Linked DNA regions of Homo sapiens: region 2 is linked to region 1. A link is an interaction called in ENCODE POLR2A ChIA-PET data of the cell type or tissue named here. Cell type or tissue: Panc1. All regions are shown on one strand. Links, peaks and the distances in the headings refer to the core of each region. The heading gives the core; the rest is flanking DNA. Region 1 overlaps TIMD4 (T cell immunoglobulin and mucin domain containing 4). Region 2 has its middle 15 kb from the start of PPP1R2B.

Region 1 (2,919 bases), core at 242-2,741:
TGCAGCTGCGTCTCGGGCACTAACTGTTGACACTGGGAATATGTCTAAATTGCTCTGGCTCTCCCATATTTGAAATGAGAGACCTGGCTTTTTAAATGACCAGTTGTCACAATCTGTGCTTCTAGGACAAGATAATATTGAATGGCCCTTGCAGTTTTACAAAAGTCCATTTTTTTTTTAAATGGATACAAAATAACTATACATATTTATGGGCTACATATGTGTTATTTTGATATATACATACAATGTACAATGATCGAATCAGGGTAGTTGGGATATTCATTTCTTGAAACATTTAAATTTCTTTGTGCTGAGAACATTTCAAATGTTCTCTTCTAGTTATTTTGAAATACACAAGAAATTATTAATAACAATAGGCACCCCACTATGCTATCAAACACTAGGACTTATTCCTTCTATTTAATTGTATTTTTTCCCTTTTTCCTCATGTTCTAACTAACTGTATTTTTGTACCCATTAACCTGCCTTTCTTCATACCCCTTTTCCCCTATCCTTTGTAGACTCCAGTGACTATCATTCTATTCTCCACTTTCATGAGATCAACTTTTTTAGCTCTCATGTATGAGTGGGAACATGCAATATTTGTCTTTCTGTGCCTAGCTTAACTTAACACAATATTAATAAACTCTGTTTCCATCCATGTTGTTGCAAATGACTGAGTTTCATTCTTTTTTTATGGCTGAATATTCTACTGTGTTTATATACCACATTTTCTTTTTTTTTTTCTTTCTTTTTTTTTTTTTTTTTTTTTTTTTTTTGAGACGGAGTCTCGCTCTTTTGCCTAGGCCGGACTGCAGTGGCACTATCTCTATCTCGGCTCACTGCAAGCTCTGCCTCCTGGGTCCACGCCATTCTCCTGCCTCAGCCTCCCAAGTAGCTGGGACTATGGGCGCCTGCCACCATGCCTGGCTAATTTTTGTATTTTTAGTAGAGACGGGGTTTCACCATATTGGTCAGGCTGGTCTTGAACTCCTGACCTCAGGCGATCCACTCACCTCGGCCTCCCAAAGTGCTGGGCTTATAGGCGTGAGTCACCGCACCTGGCCATATACCACATTTTCTTTATCCATTCATCCATTGATGGACACGTAGGTTGCTTCTATATCTTGGCTATCGTGCATAGTGCTGTAATAAACATGGGAGAGTAAATATCTCTTTAATTGATTTCCTTTCTTTGGGATATATCCCCAGTAGTGGGATTGTTGGATCATATGGTAATTCTATTTTTAGTTTTTTAAGGAATCACCATACTGTTTCCCATAATGGCTGTAGTAATTTACATTCCCACCAACAGCGTACGAGAGTTCCTCTTTCTTTGCGTCCTCGCCAGCAATGCTTGCTTTTTGTCTTTTTGATAGTAGCCATTTTATCAGAAATGAAGTGATACCTCATTGTGGTTTGGATTTGCATTTCCCCAGTGATTAGCAATGTTAAACATTTTTTCTTCTACCTCTTGGCTCTTTGTATGTGCAGAAACCTTTCCAACATGGTGCATGAGAAAACACCCATATTTGAAGGAAAACAAATGTGTTTCATCACCTCTCAAACTTGTACTATTCTCTCTGCCTTTCTTTCCTCCGTAGTGCCATGCATCCTCAGGTCCCTACTTAATTCAGGCTTTTCCTGGCTACCTTGTAGCCTCTGGAATAGTTCAGGTGTTTCTGCTATGAGTTCGCATCCTCCTTGGAGTTCCTGCATCTGTAAACTTGTCACTCTATAGCAAATGCTCACTCATTTGACTATCTTCCTAGGTACTCTGCAGGCCCCATGAGGGCAGCCCAGGTCTGCTTTGTGGCTTGTTATATTCCAGCACCTAGTTCCACCCTTGATACATTATAGGCACTGAAGAAACAATCTACAGGCCAGGGGTGGTGGCTCATGCCTATAATCCTGGCATTTTGGGAGGCCGAGGTTGGTGGATCACCCGAGGTCAGGAATTTGTGACCAGCCTGGCCAACATGGTGAAACCCCGTCTCTACTAAAAATATAAAAATTAGCCAGGCGTGGTGACATGTGCCTGTAATCCCAGCTACTCAGGAGGCTGAGGCAGGAGAATCGCTTGAACTAGAGAGGCAGAGGTTGCAGTGAGCCGAGATTGCACCACTGCACTCCAGCCTGGGTGACAGAGTGAGACTCTTTCTGAAAAAAAAAAAAAAAAAAAGGGGGAAGAAAAAAACAATCTACAGAATGAAAGCAGTCCCTGTCACTTTCACACTTATATTTTGGGTTTGGTATGGGTTTGTTTGGATGTAAGAAAGCTACCATCTGCCTTTTCATCAATTTTTTTTTACTGTCTTTGTCTTATCCTGGAAACTTGAAGTTTGGAAGGTTTTGTTAGGTTGAAAGTTGCAGGGGTCTATGTCTACATGTCCTGCTACTAGCAAGACACTGGTTGAGGGGAATTTTCTAATCCTGCTTGAAGGAGGCAGCACCTGGTGAGCTGTTTTTTGTTTTATTTTGTTTTTTTTTTCATAGGTGCCTTTTCTTTTTTCTTTTGTTTTTCAAAATATTTTTGGGTTTTTTCGAGACAGAGTCTCACTCCAATGCCCAGGCTGGAGTGCAATGGTGCAATCTCGGCTCACTGCAACTTCTGCCTCCCAGGCTCAAGCAATTCTCCTGCCCCAGCCTCCCAAGTAGCTGAGATTGCAGGCGCCCGCCACCACAGCTGGCTAATTTTTTGTATTTTTTAGTAGAGACAGGGTTTCACCATATTTGGCCAGGCTGGTCTTGAACTCCTGACCTCAGGTGATCCACCTGTATCAGCCTCCCAAAGTGCTGGGATTACAGGTGTGAGCCACCACACCCGGCCTATATGTGCCTTTTCTAAGATAACCAAATTAAAAGAGAGTGACTGCTCAGAATCACCAAGGATCAGAGCTGGATGTACTCTTAAAAGAT
Region 2 (2,919 bases), core at 171-2,670, 96 kb after region 1:
ATTACTTAACATTATATCTTAGAAGTCCTTTCTTATCAGCTCATATAAATCAGCCTGAATCTTTTTAATGGCTACACAGTATTACAATAAGTATGACTGTGCTGTCCTTTAGTTAACTCATTCTTCATCAATGAATGTTTAAGTTGTTTCTAAATTTTTATCATTAAAAATTATACTGCAGCCTTAGATAATCCTCTTTATACATGTATGAAAACGTATCGGGATAAATTGCTTGAAATATAATTGCTAAGTTAAAGGGCATGTGAATATTTAATTGATATGGATGTAGTCACATTATCCTTCATAAATATACCAATTAGTTTACATTTCTACCAAGAATTGCATAGGGAAGCCTGTTTCCTATATCCTCACCAACACCTTGTTTTCAAATTATTTATTATTTGTTAATAGGATAAAATGTTATTGCTACTTTTAAGTTACATTTCCTTAATTTTGAATGTGCATCTACACATACATTTAAAAGCCATTTGCATTTTTTTCTTGCTAAAAGCTATCCAGGCTGAGCACAGTGGCTTATGCCTATAATCCCAGCAGTTTGGGAGGCTGAGGTAAAAAAAAAAAAAAAAATGCTTGAGACCAAGAGTTCAAACCAACCTGAGGTAAGGAGAAACCCTGTCTTTACAAGAAATGAGCTGGGTGTGGTGGTTCATTTAGTCCTAGCTGCTTGGGAGGCTGAGGTAGGAAGATCACCTGACCCTAAGAGTTTGAGGCTGCAGTGAACTATGATTATGCCACTGCCTGCCAGCCTGGGGACCAGAGTAAGACCCTGTCTCAAACAACAACAACAACAACAACAACAACAACAACAACAACAACAACCCCCAAGTTGCCTGGGAATGGGATAGAACTTGTCCTCTGAAACTAACTTGTCAGAACTTTTTATGAATTGAGGAATTTACCTGTTGTATTATGTTGCATTTTTTCTACCATAATTGTCTTTTTACTGTTTTATGGCTTTGAAGTTTTTCTGTGGTCACAGTCATTAATCTTTTCCTTTGAGGCTTTTGGTTTACGTATCTTGCTTTAGCTGTCCCCACTCCAAATATTTTTTTTTTTAGTTGTAATATTTTCTTTGACTTTTACATTTTTTTTTAACCTTCTGATCCACTGAAATTTATTTTGGTATAAATAGGGATGATACATATTTATTTCCTCCCCCAGTGTCTGGCCAGTTATCCCATCATCATTTGTTGGACAACTGACATTTTTCTACTGCTTTTAAATGTCACCTTGGTAAGAAATTATTTGTGTGTGAGCCTCTCTTGACCTCTGTTTCACGGATCTGTCTTTTCCTGCAAAGTCGGTTAGAAAATTACATGTACCGGTTAATCCTAATGCTGAATGTACATTCCAAATTTTGTTGATAGTTTAAACCAAATAAAAGGCAAGAGGAACATTTGATACTTTTTTTTGTCAGCCTGTGGTCCTTATGTGTCACATCAGGGAGTAATATGCTTATACGAGAGATTTAATGTGTGACCTGGAAGATGAAGTGGGGTTGGGTAGAATGGGAACAACGAACATTTTACTTCCAAATAGCCAGTAACTATTTTCTAAAAATAAATTACCTTGGAGCTTTGATGAAAAATGAAGGGGTGCCTAGGCAGTGAAGGGATTTATGATGATGGGTGAAGTGTTAGAGACTCGGGGCAGTTCTTCATCATTCACAGTGTGCTTTGCTCACACAGATCAAGGCCGACTTTCACTGTCCGTATAACTCTATCTTCTGTTCTTACAGACTGCTTTGTTAGCATTGTCATGCCTCAGGGCCTTTGCACATACAGTTTATCTCTGCCTATAATTCTCTTTTCTAAAATAGCTGTTTCTTCATATCCTTCAGACTTCTGCCCAAATATTTCCTATCAGAGAGCCCTTCTCTGACCACCCTTCCTAAAATGTACTTTCAGCTCATGTTCCTCTTTTCAGAGAGCACATTACTTTCTGACATAGACATACTCTGACCTTTCCCATGAGTTCCATGAGCTAAGCACCGGAAGTATGGCCTGACATAGAGACATTCAACTACTTGTTTTATTTTTCTATTTTTTCAGCCAGTGTTTTGCTCTGTCACCCAGACTGGAGAGCAGTGGCATGATCTCAGCTCACTGCAACCTCTGCCTCCTGCGTTCAAACGATCTTCCCACCCCAGCCCCCCAAGTAGCTGGGACCACAGGCGTGTGCCACCATGCCTGGCTAATTTTTGTGTATTTTGTAGAGACAGGGTTTCGCCGTGTTTCCCAGGCTAGTCTCGAGCTTCCGAGCTCAAGCAATCTGCCTGCTTCAGCCTCCCAAAGTGCTGGCATTGTAGGTGTGAGCCACCGTGCCCAGCCTGAACCACTTGTTAAATGAGCAAATACACATTGCTATCTTCTTCTCTTCACTGTTTACTAGTGTGCAACTAAGAAGTTGCTGAAATGAAATGAGGCTTGAAATTGCTCCATTTGGAACCAAAATACTAGATTATCTTTTTTGTTTTGTTTTGTTTTCCTTTGTTCTAGGAAAGTATGACCCAGACATTGAGTGCTGAGAAGGTTAGCTCTGCTCAGATGGGTATTTGTATCTGAGAAATATTATTTCCAGGATGGAGGGGATGCTGGACTAGAAGGCTCAAAGGGCCATGACCCCTACCAGGAGCTATAAAGCAAGCAAGGGACAACTCTGCTTTATGAGTATGTGTCCAAAATGATGCATGCACACACTGACATGTTTTTCTTAGTATATGAGGGACTTCATTACAAAATCCTAAATCTCTATTTTTCTGAACCTTCAGCTGTTCATGTTTTCTCCATTGGTATGATATAGGAGGACGTGAGATAAAGAATAATACTTTTAATAGCCCTTTAATGACCCAGAATCTTTGCTATCATTGAGATTTCTATGTAGGAAGAACTGGGGGTA

Evidence for each region. ChIA-PET counts read pairs that join two places held together with the same protein. Peaks named below come from ENCODE experiments on the same cell type or tissue, not always from the same donor. Only the 100,000 strongest peaks of a DNase experiment are listed, where the experiment ranks them.
Region 2: POLR2A ChIA-PET joins it to region 1 with 10 read pairs; 3 of 35 experiments call an interaction of 5 or more read pairs at or near these places.

Annotation. Positions count from the first base shown.
Region 1 is chr5:156,959,669-156,962,587 of GRCh38, reverse strand. The region is part of intron 1 of TIMD4 (T cell immunoglobulin and mucin domain containing 4); the gene reads left to right. Among named protein-coding and RNA genes, the nearest start is that of TIMD4, 2.1 kb to the left of the region's middle. In Panc1, for the core only: no CTCF peak of the experiment used is centred there; no DNase peak of the experiment used is centred there.
Region 2 is chr5:156,863,412-156,866,330 of GRCh38, reverse strand. No RefSeq gene overlaps it. Among named protein-coding and RNA genes, the nearest start is that of PPP1R2B, 15 kb to the right of the region's middle. In Panc1, for the core only: no CTCF peak of the experiment used is centred there; no DNase peak of the experiment used is centred there.